2 separate regions of the Homo sapiens genome follow, and region 1 is linked to region 2. Evidence: chromatin loops called from intact Hi-C (ENCODE). Cell type or tissue: PC-9. All regions are shown on one strand. Links, peaks and the distances in the headings refer to the core of each region. The heading gives the core; the rest is flanking DNA.

Region 1 (11,560 bases), core at 1,343-9,342, 920 kb before region 2:
AGGTTGTCTGTCTACCCTGTTGATAGTTCCTTTTGCTGTGCAGAAGCTCTTAAGTTTAATTAGATCCCATTTGCCATTTGTCAGTTTTTGCTTTTGTTGTGATTGCTTTTGGCATCTCTGTCATGAAATCTTTGTCCGTTCCTATGCCCAGGATGGTATTGGCTGGGTTGTCTTCCAGGTCTTTTACAGTTTTGGGTTTTACATTTAAGTCTTTAACTCATCTTGAGTTGATTTTTGTGTATGTTGTAAGGTGGAGGTCCAGTTTTAATCTTCTGCCTATGGCTAGCCAGTTATCCCAGCACTGTTTATTGAATAGGGAATCCTTTCTCCATTGCTTATTTTTGTCAGCTTTGTTGAAGATCAGATGGTCGTAGGTGTGTGGCCTCATTTTGGGGCTCTCTATTCTGTTCCACTGGTCTGTGTGTCTGCTTTTGTACCAATACTATGCTGTTTTGGTTACTGTAGCCTTGTAGTATAGCTTGAAGTCAAGTAGTGTGATGCCTCCAGCTTTGTTCTTTTTGCTTGGGATTGCCTTGCAGACACTGGGGCCTACTTGAAGGTAGAGGGTGAGAGGAGGGAGAGGGGCAGAGAAAATAACTATTAGGTACTAGGCTTAGTACCTGGGCGATGAGATCATCTGTAAATGAACCCCTGTGACACGAGTTCACCTGTATAAAAAACCTGCAAGTGTACACCCGAACCCAAAATAAGTTTTTTTTTTTGAAAGGAACTCACAGAATAAAAGAATAAAATGTGGTTGGTTGAATCCATCATTAAGAATTCATCTTAATGAAACAGAATTTTATCTCTAATTGATTCATTGACTTTTTATAGACCCTTAATATTTACAGTTACACTCATGTCTCCAAAGACTTGCAGGTGTGGCCTGCCATGATACATTCACATTGTATCATGAATGAACAGATATTTGATAAATGTTGTTCAATTGACTCACTGACTGAGGAATGGATGTTTCTTCATTTGTAAAATATAAAGAATAATAAAGCCTACTCTCCTCTCAAAAAAAAAAAAAAGGATTACCCTGGTTTTGAGCAATTTGTTTGTAATGTACCTTGGTGTATTTTCCTTTATGATTCTTGTGCTTGGGGTTTGTTGAACTTCCTGGCTCTGTGGCTTTATAGTTTTCATCAAATTTAGAAAAATTTCAGTTGTATTTCTTCAAATAATTTTTCTTTCTCCCCATTTTGAAACGTCCTCTAGGCACTTATAGATATGTGTACATTAGTCTGTTTCAATTATGTGACAGCTCACAGATCTGTTTATTACAAAAAAATTCCCTGTTCTCTGTGGTTTTATTTTGGATAGTTTCTATTGCTGTATATTCAAACTTACTAATCTTCCAATCTGTTCTTCTGAAATGCTAATCTGCCATTAACTACATTCAGCATTTTCATTTTACACATTGTAGTTTTAACCTTTAAAACTTTGGTTTGGGTCTAATAAATATATTTTACATCTCTATTGAACTTTTCAAATGTATAGAATACAACTATAACTTTTAAAATATTGTTGGTTGCTAATTCTAACATGTGCTGACCATTCTAGCTTGGTTTTGATTGAATGACTTATTTTCCCACTTCTCACCAGGCCTAATAATTATTTATGGGTTGCCAGATGATGTAAATTTTACCTCGTTGGGTGTTGAATATTTTTGCATTCCTATAAGAATTTTTAAGCTTTGTTCTGAGTTACGGCTATGTTACTTGAAAACAGTTTGACCTTTTGGGTCTCGAATATAAGATTTCTTTGATGAGAGAAGCTCAATACTTAGACTAGTGCTAATTAATCCCTTTCATTGAGACAAGACCTTTCCATGTACTATTCCCAATGATTTATGAATCATAGGGTTTTCTAGTCTGACTGGTGGGCATAAGCGCTATTCTTGACCACGTGTGAATGATTGGCATTGTTGGCTCTCTATAATTGAAATTCTCTATGATAGAAGTAAAAAAGGGATAATGTCAGGGAAAGCAACAGAGCCATAATGAGTACTGTTTTAGTTAGGGTGGTCAGGGAAAGCCTGTCTTAGGAAATGAGTTTTGAGAAGAGGCTTGATTGAAATGAATTAGCAACATGAGGATTAAAATAAGTCTATATTGTGCTTCAGTTAGAAAGCCATTGATGGCTTTATATTCTATTTTACTGTTTTCAGTGGGGAGTAGGGGATGAAGTTTGAGTGAATTGGCTGAAAATGAGGAAGGGAAGACAGTATTCTTTTTTTTTTTTTTTTTTTTGAGACATAGCCTTGCTTTTTTATCCAGGCTGGAGTGCAGTGCAGTGGTGGGATCTCAGTTCACTGCAACCTCTGCCTCCCAGGTTCAAGCCATTCCCCTGCCCCAGCCTCCCGAGTAGGTGGTACTACAAGCATGCACCACCATACCCAGCTAATTTTTGCATTTTTACTAGAGATGGGGTTTTGTCATGTTGGCCAGGCTGGTCTCGAACTCCTGACCTCAAGTGATCTGCCTGCCTCAGCCTCCCAAACTGTTGGGATTAAAGGTGTGAGCCACTGTGCACGACTAGTATTATTCTTTCTAATAGTTTACTGGGAAGGGAAGAGGAGAGAGTTGTTTCTCTTCTCTCAGGTGGGAAGGACACTAAGCATATCTGATACAGTACAGAATTTTCCACGTCTCTGCTTGGAATTGTCATCTGACTGCAGCTTTCCAAAAATTAGGTCCTTCGTATACACTTTCTTGGGATACACTGTCTTGGGATTATTTCAACGCAGTCCCAGGATCTATATGCTGTTTACTGAAGTTAGGCTACTAAAAACCACACATTAGGTTGTTATCCTATAGTTCTGGATACCTTCTTGGTAAAGCTAAGGCCATTTTGCTCTCAAATTAAAGTCCCCCATGGCTAGCTAACCTATCATGAGAAGCAAAAAAACATCACTCTTATAACCAGAATCCCTGGGCCCAATAACCAGTAATAGAGACCAGGGCAGAACTGCTGTTTCTGCATCCAAAGGCCCAACTCCACAGTTCTGGAAACTCTCAGAACACTGGTTTATTCTAAAGCACCCACTAAGGCATTTTCCAGCAGTTCAGTCCTGCCCTTTTCTAATGTTTCTGTGTGATGACATGGGAAGTGTGCATGAAGCACTTTTGCTGAACAATGAGTACGATGATGGTTATTTTGAGAAAATCACTAGGGATCTAGTTTGAATTGCAACTGAATTATCTGCTTCTTACCATGGAATTTTTTTTTTTTTAACTTGAAAGAGTGACTGCCAGACAGACCATGGTTATTCAGATGTGTGCATTTGGAAAATACTTTCTCCAAAATGAATGAAATGAACTTTTTACTTCAAGAAAGCAACTGATAGTATTTGTTGTCAGTGATAAATTTCAAGTTTTCAAGCAAGGGAGGATGCCTTTATATATATGAGGTTTACTTTAATATCTTTTTCTACTTAACTTTTCTGTAAATTATCCAAGAGATGGCCTGAAAATGGACTCTATTAAGCAACTCCTCCCATACGGTGTTCTGTTATTTGACACAACCAACTGGTACAATTCTTGTTGTGGTAAAAGAGCTACTTCCTGCAAAATAAGATTTTAGTGGCCAAAGACTACACTTTTAAAATGTGATTTAGCAATTGTATTATCTTACCAGTAAGGGGCAGCAAATAACAATGTTTGTTTGAAATACTAAGCTATTACCTTACGGTAATTTGGAATCTGTCCTTTTCTTCTTCTGTTTAATGAAGAAATCTCTGACTCCTTTCTCACTCTTCCTAGTGATGATAAAGTCAGAGAGATTGAGGATAAAAGGGACATTCTAAAGGGAAAATAGTAAATTATGACATTTAAACTACAATACTAAGAAAAGGATAAAATCTGCCTGTCCTTTAGGCTGACAAATGGTGACTTTCTTTTCTAAGTTGGGTCCTAGTAACTGCCATAAACCAAGTATCCACAAAACGTATTCAGTCCACTAATGAGAAAGAGAAGGTAAAAGTAATATCTTGCCTTAATTCAATATTTCTATCAAAAGATTGGTTTCTCATCTGTGCTTTAGGAATCAAGTTTTAAAAAAACTTTTATGTCATTTTAATAAGTATTTATCAAGCATGTACCATAAGCCAGGGCCATTCTAGGTATTTGAGACAAATGATAAGCAAAATAGATATAATACCTGTTCTTGTGGTACTTTGCTTTGGAGGGGAAAGTTATCCAAACTAAGGGAGGGGCTAGGTAGAACAGAAGAAATTATGAACACCAGACATAAACAGAGAGTAAGATGCTAGTGAAAGGATGGACAAAAGCCAAGTGATTGTGCTGGCAAAATTTCTTCAGAAACTTCTTTTGAATCTTTCACTATTTTTTTCCCGTCACAAATGCTGATGTGAAAAATGTAATGTTTTTCTTTCATCTGGATAAAATCTCTATCTCAATACCCTTTTCTGTCTGAAGGATAAAGCTTAATTATTTTCAAGTAAACTTCATTGCTCCGTGGATTTCTGAGTGTTTCACTTTACTGAAATTCAGAATCTGTTCTCCATAACACTCTTTCACCTTAGGTTTAGGAAACAACTTTTGTTGTTTGAGCTGTCTCAATGCTGTGTTGTAATCTTTGAAATATAACTCATTGCATATGGTACTCATGAGTTCTCTTTCCATGCTGACATCAATATCAAGATGTGATTACAACCAGGATGTGATCTGCTGTTGTGACTTCTGGCACTCCAGAGGGCCTCTGCAGGACAGCTAATGGGCGTGCACACACGTGCTCTCTCTCTGTCTGTCTCTCCAACTTTTACATTGTTTCTGGAATCTTTCAGAATTCCCAAGCCAAACCAGGCCATAGGATGCTCACTGGGGCTGCATCAGATCTTTCACTGCCCCTATATCCTATGTGGCTATATTTAAGAAATTGAACCTATATTCACCTAGAAAAGAAAATTATGTGGAAATATTCTGTGGAATAGAACATTTCAGTTGCTCAGGGTCCCATAAGTAAAGTAGGCTCAGAAACCGTTCACTTTTACAGTCCTTAATATATTCTGGGGGTTTCTATTATCCATACCTACACTTTGATACTTAATAGTTGGAGGAATTAAATGAGATATACAATCTTTTACAAGGCTTTTGAACTTGAAGGCTGATATTTGCACTTATTCCAGAAGAGTTTCCTTGAATGAGGGGTAGTCAATTAATGAAAAGGAATTTAAAGGAAAAAATGATACGATACCAATCAAGTAATGATTTACAATTTGACGTATATGTTCAACTACACCATTATTTAAGGATGAAAATCAAACCAACACATAACTTCTATCTTAAACATATTTCTCTTCTTTTTACTGCTAACCTTCTCAAAAGAGAAATACCTACTTCTGAATCATCCAACATGTAAAATTTCCCAGTTATATGGCATATATGAAATGGACATAGAAATACTTTGCAATTTCATGCAATTTCATGAACGGTCTTGTTTCAAGTTCACTAATGCACATCTGCATTAGAATACGGAAGTTTTTGTTTTTTCCAGAATTCCAATATTGTCTGTGAGTTTTAGATTCACCTGCAGAGGGCAGCAAATAGTAGTGCAAATCCCTGTTCTTTAAATGCTTAGGCCTCAAGTTTGGTGGTAGTAATTGATTATGCAATAAACATGAATGCTTGTTTACGTTACTTAAAATCAACACTGAAAGGTTGTTTTGATGTAAGAAAGATTTTTTGTGGCTACTTTAAAAAAAAGTAAATGCTGGGCCGACAGTGAGTAAGAAGTAGTTAAATTTATTTTTGGTAGCTCCTTATTCTTCTGGTACTTCTAGAGCTTTTTTTCTAGACAGCTACGACCTGCTTACTTAAATAAGTTTAAGGCAGAAACCATGAGAGATAAGTAAAGCACTGACATTGGTTTTTTGCTTTAGTGGTATTTGCTGAGCACAGAAGGTCTCAAGCATTAGTTGTTAAGGTTTCACGGATGGAAGACAAAGCCTATGACCCACTCAAGTTCAAGATTATATCAGGAGATTCCTTCTAAACAAAACTGGGACCCCAAAGTGTTATACTCCCAGTTTAAGAATGCATTAGAAATAAACTCTGACATTAATCTGGAACAGAACAAAAAATTTCCTATCTTGAAACTTGATTATTCAACCTTTATTCTCATGAGAGGTGGAAAGAATTTCTCCTGAAGAGTCACAACCACGATTTGGCTTCTATTCAAGTTTGTATCCAGAATTCACACCACCTGGTATTATGAAACACACACACTCAAGCAAAAAACCTGAAGCCAGTGATATAGTTTAAATTGATACAGACTGATAATGTGCACAAACACCTGACAGAAGCAAATGCTAATCCTCCCATGAAGAAATCCACTTTCATCTCAGGCCTCAAATAATTTCCACAGATAAATTCAAATGAAAATGAGAAAATTGAGGCCAGGCGCAGTGGCTCACGCCTGTAATCCCAGCACTTCGGGAGGCCGAGGTGGGTGGATCACCTGAGGTCAGGAGCTTGAGACCAGCCTGGCCAACATGGTAAAACCCCGTGTCTACTAAAAATACAAAAATTAGCTGGGCATGGTGGCGGATGCCTGTAATCCTAGCTGCTCAGGAGGCTGAGGCATGAGAATCGCTTGAACCAGGGAGGCGGAGGTTGCAGTGAGCCAAGATCGTGCCACTGCGCTCCAGCCTGGGCAACAGAGTGAGACTTTGTCAAAAAAAAAAAAGAAAGATCAAAGTAAAAAGAAAAAAGTCAATAAATATATAGGGAAACAAGACACTGTGAATGAGAGCAAGTATAAACAATATTAAGGCTCAAAAGTCTTCATATGTAGGAACTGTAAAACTGAAAAAATAAAAACAAGCTTGTTTAAAATGTTTCAAACAAATATATAGAATGGTGAGTAAAGAGTTAATAGATGTGTAAAACCCAACAGTTCTAGAAATGAAAAATATAATGAAAATGTAAAACTCAACAGACGATTTTACACAAAATTGTCTGTAATTGAAACCCAGAGTTATAAAGAAATAGAAAATACAAAAGATACATGAAGGAAAGAATAAGACGGTCTAATATTTATCCAGTTGGGATTATAGAAGAAGAGAGATAGAGATAGAACATGAGGTAGAAGCTGTATTTGAAGACATTAACTGAGAACTTTTTAGAACTTGTGGAATAAAACAAGCATTAGATCCGGGAACTCCAGTGAACGAGGATAACTTGAAGTGAAAGTTTGAGGTTCGCCAAATTACAAATCATTACACAAGAAAAAGAAAAAAAATAGAAAAAAAGAGGAAAATATTCTTAAAAGTTTGGTGGAATTTTTTCTGAGTAAGAAATTTATCCAAATCCTGTTTCCTGCCATGTCCCTAAGAAATCATTTGTCTTATTCTTTTCCCCGAATACTTGGACAAAAGTTAGAAAAACCTGTACTGTAAATCCTATTCCTGAATAAAAGAAAAAGAGAGGTTTTTTGGCGGGGGGTATAGGTCAACTAGAAAGCTTCTATCTTAGTTGACACCTGTTGGATGTTTCTGGAGCTGTGTCAAGACGTGATATGGACACCTCTATCTTTAAACAGGTAAACGTGGTATTACATTTGTGCTAGTATCACAAAATTAAATTCAGCTGAGCTAAGCTGACAACGTACAAGATACAATTTGCTCTGAAGATTCAACAAAGAGAACCACTGTACGGCATAATGGTTACCAGCAAGCTGAGTAATAGGCAATAAACAGTCCAGTTATTCTACAGTCAGTTTACTTCTGCATGAACCCAGTCGCTGATGTGAAGGGTAGGGGTCAGCGTAGTTAGGGAATCCGTGAGGCTCCTGTTACTGCGCATGCTCTAAGCTCCAAGCCCACAACCTCCTTCGAAAGAACACTACCGCCAACGCTAGCGCTACGGGGCAGATGTGGTTGTGGGTTTTGTGCCTGCAGAGGTAAATAGTCCATTTAACATCTCAGCAATCAAGTCGCAAGAACCTTCCAAAGCGCCACCCTCTAAATCGCAGCTGTATATACTAGAGTGATACTGTAATCAAAAAGGAGGAGGAGGAGAGAGGAGAAAAGGGGGATACAAAGAAACATAAAAGCAAAAAGAACTCACTTTTCTCGAGGAAGTACAATTACCTGTTCACAAATATTTGGGAATAGGTGCAAAGATTTGCTTTAAAATAGTTTTTTTAAACATAGTTCCCTTAATAATTAATGAAGGTATAACTTTCTCTATTGAATACCTGCAAACATACCTATTCAAAGAGCATTCATTATAACCTTTTCTTCTCATTCTCTTAAATGCCAACAATTTTTTTCGTTTTGTCTCTGTCAAGATTTATTTTGGGAAGGAAAAGTTGAAGGAAACTATTTCTCAAAATTTAATACATAATTCTAGGTGATTACATTCAAAACTGTTCTTGCAAGATTGGAACTCAGAATATTATTTAATAACAATATTTCAGTAACCATGTCTACTTATTTTTTAAAAATTAAAAAAGGAATTGTCTAGAATATTATTAATAATGATATTTCAGTAACTACATTTACTGAATTTTAATTTCAGAAAAATAAAAGGAATTGTCTTTGTTCTATGTTGAGTTTTAAAAATGAGAATGCTAACTCTTTTGATTTTAGTGAAGTGAGGTGAAGGACCAGAGGTGAAGTTATGGTAGGTTTCATGGTCAAATGAAGGAGACTCCTTTTAAAGTTCAGGCTGCCACAAACACTTTGGACAAACACGTGGACACTTAAAATTCATGTCTACTGCACACCATTATTCTTCCTTTGTAGTTTTCTTAATAGGATGCTATAGGATGTTTTGAAATCATTAAGTTAAAGCCAACACTCGTTATTTGAAGAACATGGTTTATTTCATATTATACTATATTTTTGGGCTAAGCAACATTAAATTCCACCATACATTTATTTTTTTCCACCCTCAACAACAGCAACAAACTGAGTAGATTATACTTCATAGACTACTAAAATTCATGTTTGAACATTTTCTATAGTTTGGGCAATTGGTATTAAAATTGTTAAAATAAACTTGACTGTTTTTTCTTGTCTTTTTTTAAATAAAAAAACTACTACATATTATTTTTCATTAATGGGAAGATTTTGAGAAAGAAAATGCATTTAAATTTTGGCTCAGGTTTAATAGCATACATACACAAGTCTCGTTCAGACAATACTCAATAGAAAATACAAATATAAGAAATCTATTCTTCAACCTGAGCCTCTAAATATTTTGCATATGATATACTAATAAGAGCAGGGAAAAGGATAGTCGATTCCTAATATATGCATGCATTTATAATTGAAGTTATTTTTGTGTAAGTATGGCAAGCAGAATAGATAGTATTTAAACCTTTAGATTGATAGGATGATAAAATAGGAAAAAACCCCAAAGCTTAACACAAAGAGTCATTGTTGAGTTCAGTTTCATATTCTGAAACACTGAAGTGAATAGAAACATAATAAATAAATCTATGAACTTGCAATTTACCTTTTAGTCCCTTTTTTTGTAGTATATGTAATGACAGCACAAGTTTGTGGACAGAGGGACAACCATGACAAACAGGCTTCTTGGAGAACAAGGGGAGTCCAGTTCAGTTGCTAGAGTCAACATATAGTGTGTTTCCTGTGATTGGTGTGGTTCTCAGGTGCTTGCTGTAAATTTGGGCAGTGTTAAAGGGTTGGCATTTCTATGTTTGGTCAACCTGATAGTGCTTGTACCATAATCATCCATAATCATATAAGATGGTGAAATGGGCATGGGCCTTAAGTCTTTAAGAAATTTAAGATCTATTTTTTTTAAAATGTAAAAGATCTAATCTTTTATATCTTTAAGATTTGATCTTTTAAGATGCTTGGGTTAAGTGAAACTGATAAGAAACTGATAAGTTGTTTCTCTAGCTTTTAAAAATACATGGAGTGAGTTCTATAATTCCTCAGGAAGTAAGAGCTGTTCCTTTTGAGCTGAAGAACATATTGCAATTCCTATTTCATTGCAGAGATATTTCTCTACTTTAAAATGCTACCCGCTTCTCATCCACACAAAAATTGTGAAACAGAGGGGGCTGGGGCCAGTAAGGAAGTTATGAAGAAAAGTAATTTCACATTAGGTGAGCTGGAAGCCAATAGCTTAATTTTAATATGACCAAGTGGATTATTTATTATTTATATCTGTTTTAAAATAATAACCAAAATATTGTCTTTAAAATAGGTGATTTAAAGCATATTCATATATTGTATAAATGATTAATAATGTATAATTAGCAAACAGATCTTTGAAATTTATCGTTATACATAGACATTTCCAGAAAATTAGTGTCCTATGAGTTTTATGTATTTCATTATCAGTAAGGTATTCTCTAATCATTGAAAAATAAGCACTGCTTTTTTATTTTTAGCAACCTCTCAGTTTCCTTTTTGATATTGACACATTTGCATTTCTTTTATTACATATAGAAGTGAAGATAAATATTTGGGATAAATGTGGAAGGGACAGAAATAATCACATGTCCTTTAAGTAACTTACAGTACTCTTTATAGTTGGTATAAAAACCAAACACTCATGAAGAAATTAGAGATACTTAAAACAAATAAGGAATTATTGGAAATAATATTGAGGGATACTGACTTCAAGCACAGTATGGATTCAGTTTCAAGGAGGAAGTGAAATTGAATCTGTACTTTGAAGGATAAGTTGCTTAACATCAAGGAGGTAGAGGGCATTTCACATGGGAGAAGAAAACAAAAAGTCTAAAGGGCAATAGAGACAAGAATGAGGAAGGCACATAGTGAGGACAGTGGAGAGAGGGACCAGATTGGAGAAGATAGCATTTGTTGGGACCAAGGAGGACAGTGGGAAGTAAGATTTTCCAGAGAGTGGTACTTTGGTTATGAAGACCCTAAAAGCCAGCAAGAGTCTGTATGCAGTGAAATAAGCAACAGGGAGACATTGATATTGAGTAGTTTCTTAAGTATTAATTTTTGCATATAAATTAGTAGTATTTTTTCTAATACTTAATAGACCCTACAGTTACACCTCTAGTCTTGTTCTCATCAACTTAGAATTTTCATTTCAAATGAAAGTTTCACCTTTATTGTTTAAAGGATTGAAATAATACCCTATCTAGAATATATGGAAAAAGGTCTCTGAATACATCAATAGAAGAAATTACTTCTGGAATAATTGCAGTTATGAATTTAATAGGGTAGAAGAATTGCATTACATTTTTCTAGAAAGCTAAACAACCTTTGAGCATGCCAGTCTTTTAGTAATAAGGATGGAAGTATAGAGCAAAGGGAAAGACTGTGAGTACCCACAGGGTGGTATTTGTGGCTGTGGCTGGGGTTACTGGGAGTTACTGTTCTACCATGGAGAGCCAGGAGCGGAAGGCCATCGATGACTTACTGGCTCTTCTCCACATTCAGCAACAGGAAACCCACAATGCAGAACACCAGGTTGCGTGTCAAATGCCCTCTGACTCACTCCTTAGTATGGAAAATAATGATAAATAATGCAAATTTCTATTTTGTAGTCTTTTAGCATTTTTTCAAGAGCATTTGCTT
Region 2 (11,560 bases), core at 1,521-9,520:
CACTAGGAAGGTTTCTCTATAGGAGCAGGGTAAGGGGAGAAGGGTTTTGCTATCAGCCCCGTAGGGAATTATATGAATGTAGGGTATTGACAAGTGGGTGGTTTAGCTCCCTCCTTCACATGACTTGATTTGATTAGTGGGAGTGAGCAGACATGAGAATATGTCAATTCAAGTTGAGGCTTTAAGAAGTGTGCTGTCTTCTGCTTGCTCTAGTGTGCTTAGGGTACCCCTCGTGAGAAGAAGATGATTCTGTAGCTATTGTTCAAAATTTTAGCCTGGGCCCTTGAATAAAAAACAAACCAGACTGATGACAGCAAACTTGAAACTCAGACCTAGCAAAGCCCAGAGGAACAAGTGCTGATCAACAGAACTGCAATTAAAAAGTAAATCTTTGTCATCGTAGCCCCTAAGTTTTGAAGGTCACTTGTTATGCATGGGTATTGCACAAAACCTACTTAATACGCATGCACAAGGTAGAACTGTCCTATCCAAATGCCCTGCGCCCCCTTCATCCCCTGCCCTAAAAACACTGGAAAAAGTGAATGAAGAAAAAAGCTACAGTCCCTGACTATGTGGAGATGTGGGATGGATATGTACATCCAACACATAATCGCATACATAGTTATATAATTACAAATTGTCATAAATGGTAGCCAAGAAATTTGGAAAAGCATAGGATGAAAAGAGGAACAGGAGGAATTAATTTCAATTGGGAAATTTAATTGAAATTAATTTCAATTGGAAAATGGGCAGAGTATAAGCAGAAAAGGATTTCAGTTAGAAAGAACAGAGTGAACAAAAGAGAAGAGCAGCGTGGGGCCTTGGAGCTTCTGGTAGGTGGTCAGGGTGCCCAGAGCACAGAGAGCTCTAGATGAGGTCTGGGGGAACAGCAGGGTCCAGCTCACACAGGGCCTTATAGGCCATAATGGGGATTTGGATCTTATGAGAAGCTCAATAAGAGACATAGATATGTATTTCTTTCAAACTAAAATTTATTCATGTAAACATATTAATCTGAAAACTAGAGCAAATTCAGCCCTTGGCATACACAAATGGACATTGAATTTTGAAAATATCCAAAAGTGAGACTGTTCCTATAAAACCATTACTACAGTGCACATTACAGGGGGCTTTTTAAACACCATCAACTGAAATACTATCTATACACTAGCTACAAAATAGAAGAAAAGGGAATAATTTACTCATGAAATTCACTTTTAAATAAATGAGATATATAAAATATTCTCAACAATTAACATTTTTGTCACCTTTCCATTTGCTTGTATAATAACAGTGAAACTAAACAAAAGGAAATTCTTCTTTTGGAAGAGAGGCAAAAAAACTTCTGTGTTTCTGAGCCATAGAAGAGTCTTGCTAAATATCAACCAAAAAATAGTATAATTACATGATCTAAAATTAAAATAAAATAGAAACAATTTACAATCAGATTCACATATAAATATTTATGCATTATAGATTTACATTTCTAATATAAATATAAAATATGTATACATTAATAAAGTACTATGCTAAGAATTATAACCTTTAAAATTTCTATTTGCACTATCATCTAATCCCTTAAACAGTGGTCCTTAATATTGCCAAGATAGAAAAACATTAAAATTGTTTTAGAAGATTAAAAAAAAAAACCATTTGCTGTAGACTCATTGAGTAGACTAGTTGAAGACTAGCCTCTCCATTTCATTTGGGAGAGTTAAATCAAAAGAAGGTCCCCAGCAAATGCCAGTACAAGGAGCATCATGATGTACTCTGTCTTTCCCTTGTGGAGCCGCTGGTGCATCTCCTTCTCCTAGGGTTCTAACACTGGGGCGGGGGAGGGGGGCGGCATCTTATCTTTAATAGCCACTAGACCCTCATTTTCTACACTATTGCACCTTCCTTGGGATCTAGAGAGCATTCCCTGGTGGGCTTCTCGGGCCTCTGCCAAATGTCCAATTTAGAACACCGGGGATATCAAGATACTTCTCAAAATGTTCATATTCAATTCTAACTCGAAAACTTCCTGTCTAAAGTTGCCATTTTTCCTTCCTGAACTCATCAGTTACTCTTCGTTATCAGTATTCTCAACCTGCTAGCATGAGCTTTTCTTTCATGGGAAACACGCTGACGATGATACTTGCCAGTGATCATTTACACTGTTTCTGAAAGATTTTGGCATGTCTAGCTCTTAACATGAAAGGCTGTTTTTATCAATTGGTTTGGTAAGATTCTTCTTTATTTTTTTGTGGTAAATTTACTCTAAATTGTGTATTTCATGAAAATCCATTTGTTTTTCTTGATGTAGTTGAAGAAGGACATGAAATATCTTCTGGAACTATTGCTTTTTACTTTCTGACCATGATTTCTTGGTTGCAGCAAATCTGCTCAGTTTAATACTTTTAATATAATATTTAGGTACATTGATTATTTTATCTTCTTCAGTTATTTTAATGTACATTTCATTTATTTCTTCTCTGTTAAAATAAGTGTGTTTTCTATGCTTGCTGTAACAAATTACCACAAACAGTGGCTTAAAACAATGTAAATTTATTATCTTGCGTTCTGGACATCAGCAGTCTGAAATCAGTTTCCCTGGGGTAAAATCAGTGTATCAACAGGGCTGCAGTTCTTCGAGCAGCGCTATCGGAGAATCCATCCCTTCTCTCTCACAGTTTCTGGAGGTGGCCTACGTTGCTTGATTCATAACCACATCTCTTCAACCTCTGCTTTCATTGCATCATTTCCTTCCTGGACTTGGATCTTTCTGCCTCCCTTTTACAAGAACCTGTGTGATTACTTTGGAGCTCACCCAGGTATCCCAGGGTACTCTCCCCATCTCAGGATACTTAAATTGATTATATCTATGAAGTCTCTTTTGACATGTAAGTGAATAGAATACATTTACATTTTTGTTCTGGGACTTAGGACATGGATACCTTTGCCAGGGAGAGTAGGGGACATTATTCAGCTTCCACAGTAAGTTTTACTAGGCCACATCAGTCCATTTCTTCAAAACTTCTAAGAAATCTCCATTTCCTGAAACATTTGTTTTAGGAAATTCCAAGTTCCCACCATCCATGTCGTCTTCTCCAATAACAGCAGTCAGATCACTGAGCTTCAGCAAGGGTTAACCTAGAAATTTGATCTGATTTTTACTTTTAGAACTTGTTCCATACCACTTTTGCATTTTATAGCATTGCATTTCATTTAGTGTTCACTAACTCTTCTTTCCCATCTTTCTGCTTATAAAAAAGTCTTCATACTTTCCTCATGATTAGAATTTTTATCAAAGCATTTTAATGTCTGAAGTTGTGCTTCATTTTGCTGATGTATAATGAAGAGTGTTTTAGCTGAAATGTAGTTGAAGCAGCTACTTGAAATTTTAAATGTTTTGATGCACCATTTGCCATTAAAACACTGAGTCTTTCTTGTTACATTTATTATCAGCCCAGCTTGTTCTAAACATTGAGATTTCTCTTCTTTCAGTCTTTTTTCTAGGTAACTTTTAAAAAGCCAACATAAAGAATTGGAGATTTCCAGGTCTTTGTATTTCTGTTAAAGTGTTCTCAAGTCTGGCTTTCATTAAAGTTGCTTCAATTCCTGAAAATTCCTTTTTATGAACCTCAAGCATCTCGAAGATGTGCTCTCTTTCCTTCAGAAGGGCAGAAACTTCAATGGCCAGTCAGGGATGCCACCAGGATGGACCAGGGTGATGTAGAGTTTCATGGTCATCAGTGGATCTATGGCTGAGCCCCATCATGTTGCCAGACTGGAGAACTCTATGAACATTCTGTCTGGAGCCATACCAGTGTCTGGCAACTAGGGTAGACCTTAGTGGAGGTAAGAGAGAAGGAACAAGCACTGTAGAAGAAAACCTTCCAACCTTCCTCAAGCAATGACAAACATAGATGGGATAATATCACATTACCCTGGGAGATATGGACTGGGCCTCTAGAGGCACGTGATGATAGCTGGGGGCTCTGAACACCCTAGCCCTGCCATTGGTGCCTCAAAGGCTCAGGGAATCTGTCTTGTCTCATGTGTAAATCATTTAGAATCACTGGTTGAGATCTCCACCAGCTGTAGAGCACTAGTTGAGAGCATTTACAGGCTGCTAAACCTGGCCAATATTTCATTTTCTCTTAAACTTTTCATTCTGTGATCCTTCTAAGATTGTCAGATTTAGCAAATGAAAATACATGTGCTCAGTTAAATGTGAATCTCAAAAAAAATTAATATAAAGACATCTCATGTAATAGCTGTGATATACTTATAATAAAAAAATTGCCATTTTGTTTGCTATTCAAATTTACCTGGGGATCCTGTATTTATCCAGCCACTCTCCTTCCTGGAGGCATTGTTCTCTCCATAATGATAACAGAAAACTCACTGCTGTCAGTGAGTTTGACTAGCTTTGAATATGTATCAAGGAGAGGGTTGTAAAGGGCCCCCAAAAAGGGTTTCAACCAATGGTGTGCTGGAACCAGATTGCACCCACTGGCTAAAGCTGATGATAACCAGTTTTTTTGCAACCCTGTGTTCAGGAATGTCTCATTGACATGGCTTGAAATGCCGTGGTTGGCATTTACACCAAAGACATTTTGCACCCAATAAATAAGCGAATACTAGAGACGAAGGTTTCTTCTGCCTTCTGCCTCTCCACCCCCAACCCCCAAAAAGCAGGTTAAACATTGACTTACGTATGACTGATTATGACCGATTCTCTTGAACTATAAACTCTGTCAGTCTTAGAATGTGGAAAGCAATCTTGGAAGCCAGTTTTCTCCCCTTTAGAGTAAGGGTGAGTGAGAAATACCATTGCCACCAGAGGTCACTCTTAACCTCTTGAATCCAAAAGCACTCAAGCTACACGGAATCACCTCTTGACACAGAATCAGGAAGGACATTTTCTATACCATAAAGTAAGTGACTTAAAATTAATTCTACATTTTAACCTGTCTAACTCTATGGAGTTTCCATAGAACATAAACATAGAATATAAAATAGTTAAAGCACTAGTAACATAGGTATTATTTATTATCACTTTTCTATTAGTTGCCAAGCACAGAAATTTATTTTATTTAGTGAAGATCTCCTTATTTCAGTGCTATCAAAAGAAATATAGAATGTGAAGAGATGGAGGAAATGGTACTTTATTAAGTTTTATCTTTACATACACATTCTTGGACACAGAGTAAGTTCAAAGAACTAAGAAAATTTTAGTAGAAGTAAAACACCTTGAAGACCACATGATCAGTGAGAGGTAATTATTCATATAATTTGGCTTAAAACACAGCTCTGCTTAAAACATAGCTATGTTCAACTATATTTTGTTAAAGATGTAATAAAACTACAAATATTTGATGGACACTGTCTATACAGTATATGAAATGAATAGAATATTACCATTCTTTAAGGTAAGGGTCTAATGGAATAATTTATATGTATATATAAAATATTAGATATATATATTTCCAAATAGTAAATTATATAGTAGAATTTTCGACAAGTTGCTATGAGAACTTAGAAAAACACAGTCTTTTAAAATGCCTCTTTTCTCTTAAATTTATTGGCTGATTTATGGCCTAGATGTTACCTTGGTGGTGAACAAGAGGCTTACATTCTGTTAAAGAAATAAATAAATTACAGAATTACTTCAAATGGTCCTAAGCGTTATAAAAAACATAATAGAAGATGATGAAATATGGGAAAACTGGGGTGCAATTGGCATGGTCAGGTAAGATTCTCCTGGGGGAAACTGAACTGAGTACTGAATAAGGAGCTGGCCTTATGAGATTTAAAGAGAGAATATTCCAGGCAGAAGAGTGGAAATTTAAAAGGCCCATGTGATGAGGATTCTGAAACTCTACAGACATATAAATTAACAGAGTCAGTACAATAGTTAAAATATAGGATTTGTTGGTAGGCTTGCCTGAAGGAACATCTTTTCACATGTAATGGATGGACCTATTGAATGATCCATCCTCTTTGCAATCTGGACTGCACAGATTATTTTGTTGCTAGGTACAGCCAATCTCCTGCAGGCGCTGAGAGGGGAGTTCAAATGCCCCTCAAAGGAAAGGTAGAGACACCGTTGTGAGAGAACAGCTTGCTCCAAAGCACACCAACCGTGAGATCTCAGCATGGAAGACTTATTTCTTTTTAAACAACATGTGGAGGGCTGGGTGTGGTGGCTTACACTCGTAATCCCAGCACTTTGGGAGGCTGAGGCTGGAGGTCTGCTTGGAGCCAGGAGTTCAAGACCAGCCTGGGCAATATGATAAGAACCTGTGTCTACACAAATTTTAAAAAATTAACCTGGCATGGTGGTGCGCACTTGTTGTCCCAGTTACTCGCGAGGCTGAGGCAGGAGAATCACTTGAACTCAGAAGTTGGAGGCTACAGTGAGCTATAATTACACTACTGCACACCAGCCTGGGTGACAGAGTAAGACCCTGTCTCAAAACAAAGAAAAAAAGGAAACCATACAAAGCCTCAAAACCATCAAAATTTGCCTACCAACTCTGGGAACAAGTCTAACTTTGCACCAAAACAGAATGACATTATAGTTAGAAAAGGATTTTGCCGAATGTTTGAAGTGATGAAAGATTTTTAAATTTTTCAATCCTTGAGACTGTAATTATATAAGTCTATAAAACTGATTAGACATTTTAAGACACTGTAGAGAAGGAACTTAAAAAGTAGCAATCACAAGTAAGTGGCTTTTAAGTTTGGTTTTTTTTTTTTTTTTTTTTTTTTTTTTGTGATGGAGTCTTGCTCTGTCGTCCAGGCTGGAGTGCAATGATGCGATCTTGGCTCACTGCAGCCTCCGCCTCCCCGGTTCAAGCGATTCTCCTGCCTCAGCCTCCTGAGTGACTGGGATTACAGGCATGTGCCAACATGCCTGGCTAATTTTTGTATTTTTAGTAGAGATGAGTTTTCACCATGTTGGCCAGGATGGCCTCGAACTCCTGACCTCGTGATCTGCCTGCCTCGGCCTCCCAAAGTGCTGGGATTACAGGCATGAACCACCGAGCCCGGCCTAGATTATTTTTAAGAGATATATAAAAGTGAATTGTTTACTTGATTACAGCTGACGAGGCATTTTTTTAAAAAAGAGGAAACAATATAATTTTTTTTTGTTGTTTAGACTAGATTTCATGAATATGCTTCTGGAAACAAACATTTTCTTTGTACTTCCATGTGATGTGTGGTGCAAGTCATTGTTTCCATCTTTCCTGGTCCAAGAGAGCTAGAATGTGAGTAAAAGAGACTTCACACATGAAAAGCACATACCTAGAAGCCAGAGAGCAGGATCCATTGTAGGATCTGGCTATCTCTTCCTCTGTCATGTGTGGGCTTAACTTGATTGAATAACCCATTTGTTTCATTCATTCATTTATTCATTCAGTTTTGGCATCAGACTAACATGAGCTCATATTCATCATATGATGCAGTACAAGCTATTTAACTCCAAAATTCAGCAATATCAACAATAAAATGAAGATACTCCATAAATTATTTAATGGTTATTGAGGTTAAATAAGATTGTGCAATTGCTAACACATGCCATGGGCCAGTGGCCTTAGTAAATAATAGACTGCTATTACTGTTGTTTTTATTGTTCGTTTACTAATTCAGAAAACTATTTATTAGCTACATTCTTTATTATGAGGACTGTGTTAGATTCTGGGGATAGGGGCAATACATGATTGAGTTTATTTGTCTAATATATGCATATATGTGCCTAATATTTGTCTAACGTATTATATATACCTACATATATATGATTACTAATCAGATGCTATGTAGAAATGTATACAAACAATAGCTATAATATTGATATCTATCTTGAGCAAGCTGAGGCTCAGAGAGGGTAATGACTTCCTCAAGATGGCACAGCTCATATCAGAGCCAGGCTTTGATGGTGGCTCACCAGCCCCATTCTGTTCCTTTAACAACTAACACCAAAGTGCCTGTCACCTTGGCACAGTCAAGAGTGGTTAGTTTTTTTGTAAGCTAACTGTTGTTGGGTGTTAGAGAAGGCTCTAAAGAGTGGTGTCCTCTAAGTTGGCTTTGGAAAGAAAAGTATGTGTTTATCAGATGGGGAATGGGGAAGAGAGATTGGGAGAATAAGTAGCAGAAAGGGAGGTTAGCATTTTTTTCCCCAGAAGTGAACAACAAAAAGCCTAGTTTCAGTAGTAGCCATGGCATATAATTATATATTAATGTCTTTTTAACTAAAGAAAAGCAGAACACTATTAAACTATAAAAATCAGTTATAAAGTTATCTTTTACACTCTTTTTTTTTTTTTTTTTTTTTTTTTTGAGACAGAGTCTCGCTCTGTTGCCCAGGCCGGACTGCGGACTGCAATGGCGCAATCTCGGCTCACTGCAAGCTCCGCTTCCTGGGTTCACGCCATTCTCCTGCCTCAGCCTCCTGAGTAGCTGGGACTACAGGCGCCCGCCACCGCGCCCGGCTAATTTTTTGTATTTTTTTAGTAGAGACGGGGTTTCACCCCGTTAGCCAGGATGGTCTCGATCTTTACACTCTTGTTAAAAATCTTGTAGAAAAGCACGCAGTAAATTCGTATAATAAAAGACAACTCATGATTTTTAAGAGTATAGAAAAATAAAAAGGGGATTTTAAAAAAAAATTAGAGTTTGCTTTACTGAATTGTTAATAAGGACAAAAATAGAGCTCATATTTCATCCATTCTTAGTATGTGCATTTTTTTTGTTAGTTGGGACTGCAAAATGACAACTTGCTGACTGGTAGTTCAATGTAATATGTTATTTACTTTATTATTCCGAATTCTAATCGGTTATGTGAGAACTCTGTGGAGGAAAAATTCTTGTTGCTGTTGGTGAAGGATTTTAAATCATTCATTTAAACAAGAAGTGCCTATGATTGTAGAGCTAAAGCAAAAATGTGAAATGTTTTGTCAGAAATATCTTTTTGATAAAGATTATTCCTTTCGTGTTTCTGTAACCTGTCAGTTCTTTATACTTTTACATGATTCCTACCCAACTGAGAATACATGGTCAACTATTCCAACATTGTCTGCTCTTATATCCTCTTTGATTTTTCTGTGAATATCTTGAAAATATCCAGTCTGGATTGCTGTCACCCTTTATTCTGTCCTTTAGATAAGAAGTATTACCACAGCATATTAATATAGCCTCCCAAATAGATCCACTGGAATCTCATATTCTCTGATCACAGATGGGTTCTCCTTATCAGTATGGCCCATTTATTTCTGTTTAACTCCAATCTATTACCCAAACTAATCTTTGCCAGATGTGTTCATTGAACCCAAGCCCCTTACTCTTTCCTTCCCATTTCTGCTTCTGTTACTCCTCTCACTCCATTGGTTTTTACATTTTTATCAGAAATCTTTCAGGGTATGTTTCACTATCAACCATTTTCTCTTTAATAACTATAATTTGGCTTCCACATATTTCATGGCAAGTGAGAGGCAGCATAAGATAGAAACTTTACCTGGATATTAACTGTAGCCCCACCCTCTCTGGCTCAGGCTTTTGGGCCCTAAATCATCTCATGTATAGAATAATAGTAGTAAAAATGCACTTCATGGTTTGTTGTGAGAGTGAAATCAGATATAGCATGTAGAGGATCTATCATATGGCTGATAGGCACAAGGTGTACAATAAATATTAAATTCTTTCTTTTTCCCCTGTTGGGTAATACATGTTTTGTTTCTTTTCTTACTAGTCTAAGCTTGTATCTCCTTTGTGGATTTCCTCTCTCGCCTCAATGTTTTTCTTATAATCTTCATCTCTTCATTGTTTTCTATAATAATTTTACTTGCCAAAACTTCACACCTCATTTTATGCATATCTACCCCAATTATATATTTTTGATTTATCAAACTTTGAGTTTGAAAGTAGTCTTATTGATCATCTAATTAAACTTTAGTATTTTGATGAGAGACCCAAGTTTCGGAAGCATTAAGGTACTTTTCCAGAAACACAAGAATCAGTGACAATAGAACTTCCATCTTTTGACTTTTGGACAACTGATCTGCCAGTTCTTTCTCCAAAGCTCAATGTTTCATTTGAATCAACTGTTCATACTGCAGGAATCTTACATTTTTCACAATTATCAAAGAGTTTTTCACACCTATTATCTCAGCATCTCCAATTTTCACTTGAGCATACTGAAGCTCAGTAAATGTAAATACTTTCTCAGGTTGTATGATTAGTTGCGACAGAGCAAGGATTAGATTCCAGCCTTTGACTTTGTTCCTATAAAGTCCAGGTACTTCATTTGCAAGAACTTAGGCCTAAGATCTCCGCTTCATACTTGTCATGCCTTTTACATGGTTTAGTCATTGTTCTCAACACTGAGAAAATTATTTCTTACTACTACTCTCCTTGGCTGTAAATTTAAAAGATTACACCAAAATCACATGTAAATGTGTTATTAAAATACTTTAAGAGGCTTCTGATTATAATGCATTATTCTCTATACATGAGCACAAATATACTATTTTTCATTTCATTAGTAATCACTTTGTATAATATATACCATGTCAATTTATTCTAAGTGAAAGGAAGCATGTTATTCCTTTTTTTTTTCTTTTGCCGAGATTCCTTTGCAGGCAATGTAAACAATGAGTTGCTATGTGGTAAATCTTCTCAGGGATGACTCAACTACCCAATTCCCAGACACTCTCATGTAGCACTCAGATATATCATAATGTGAAGGAATGGCAAAGATATCTCTACACAAGCTGTTATAAGGTGGCACGAACGAAATATAGCTAACCATGGGGACTATATTGGGATGGTTTATGACTAGAAGGAGGTTGTAAAAATTATAAGTAGCAGAACCTGTTTGCATTGGAATAGACAAGCTAGCTTCAACAAAAAATGTCTTTAATATAAATATACCTAAGAGTAATATGACATTCATTAGCATCGTGTTCTCCAAATACACCTGCTATTATGTTCAGGGTGAAAGCTTAGAGTCATTTTATTTGAAAATATTTTTATTCTCTCCAAACTAAAGTTGTATGTATTATATTCCCTATCATTTACATTTCAATAAACATGATAAAATATTACATAACTTGAGATCATTTTCTCAGGTAGATTATTATACATATGCACATAAAATAATATATGATAATAAATATAATTTTGTCATTAATGTATTACTTATGATTTTAACTAAATAATTTATATATTTGACATATAATTTATATAATTTACTCCAAATAAGTATTGATTCATTATTGATGTACTTATATACTTTATTATTACTATAATAATTAGTATATATTATAATATACTACTAATAGTAATATACTATTACTATAATATTATAGTAATAATTATACTATATTCATTTATGTATTTATGAAATATATAATCTAACTATTTACAATCAGGAAAATTATTCTAACATGGAATATGGGATTTGTCAAGAAAGTAATAGCATTCAATTTCACATATTAATTACACAGACACCTACATAATGTGTTATGCTTGCCGATGAAGCAAACATGATATTAAACCACATTAATAAATGCAT

What was found. A loop is a pair of places that touch in the nucleus more often than their neighbours do. Peaks named below come from ENCODE experiments on the same cell type or tissue, not always from the same donor. Only the 100,000 strongest peaks of a DNase experiment are listed, where the experiment ranks them.
Region 1: it touches region 2 in a loop (4-fold over the local background); 3 of 110 quality-filtered maps call a loop at or near these places.

Annotation. Positions count from the first base shown.
Region 1 is chr3:87,997,346-88,008,905 of GRCh38, reverse strand. No RefSeq gene overlaps it. Among named protein-coding and RNA genes, the nearest start is that of CGGBP1, 56 kb to the left of the region's middle. In PC-9, for the core only: CTCF peaks have their summits at 3,703 and 5,563 (motif pointing right); a DNase peak (open chromatin) is centred at 5,595.
Region 2 is chr3:87,076,262-87,087,821 of GRCh38, reverse strand. No RefSeq gene overlaps it. Among named protein-coding and RNA genes, the nearest start is that of LINC00506, 7.2 kb to the left of the region's middle. In PC-9, for the core only: CTCF peaks have their summits at 4,627 and 4,831 (motif pointing right); a DNase peak (open chromatin) is centred at 4,851.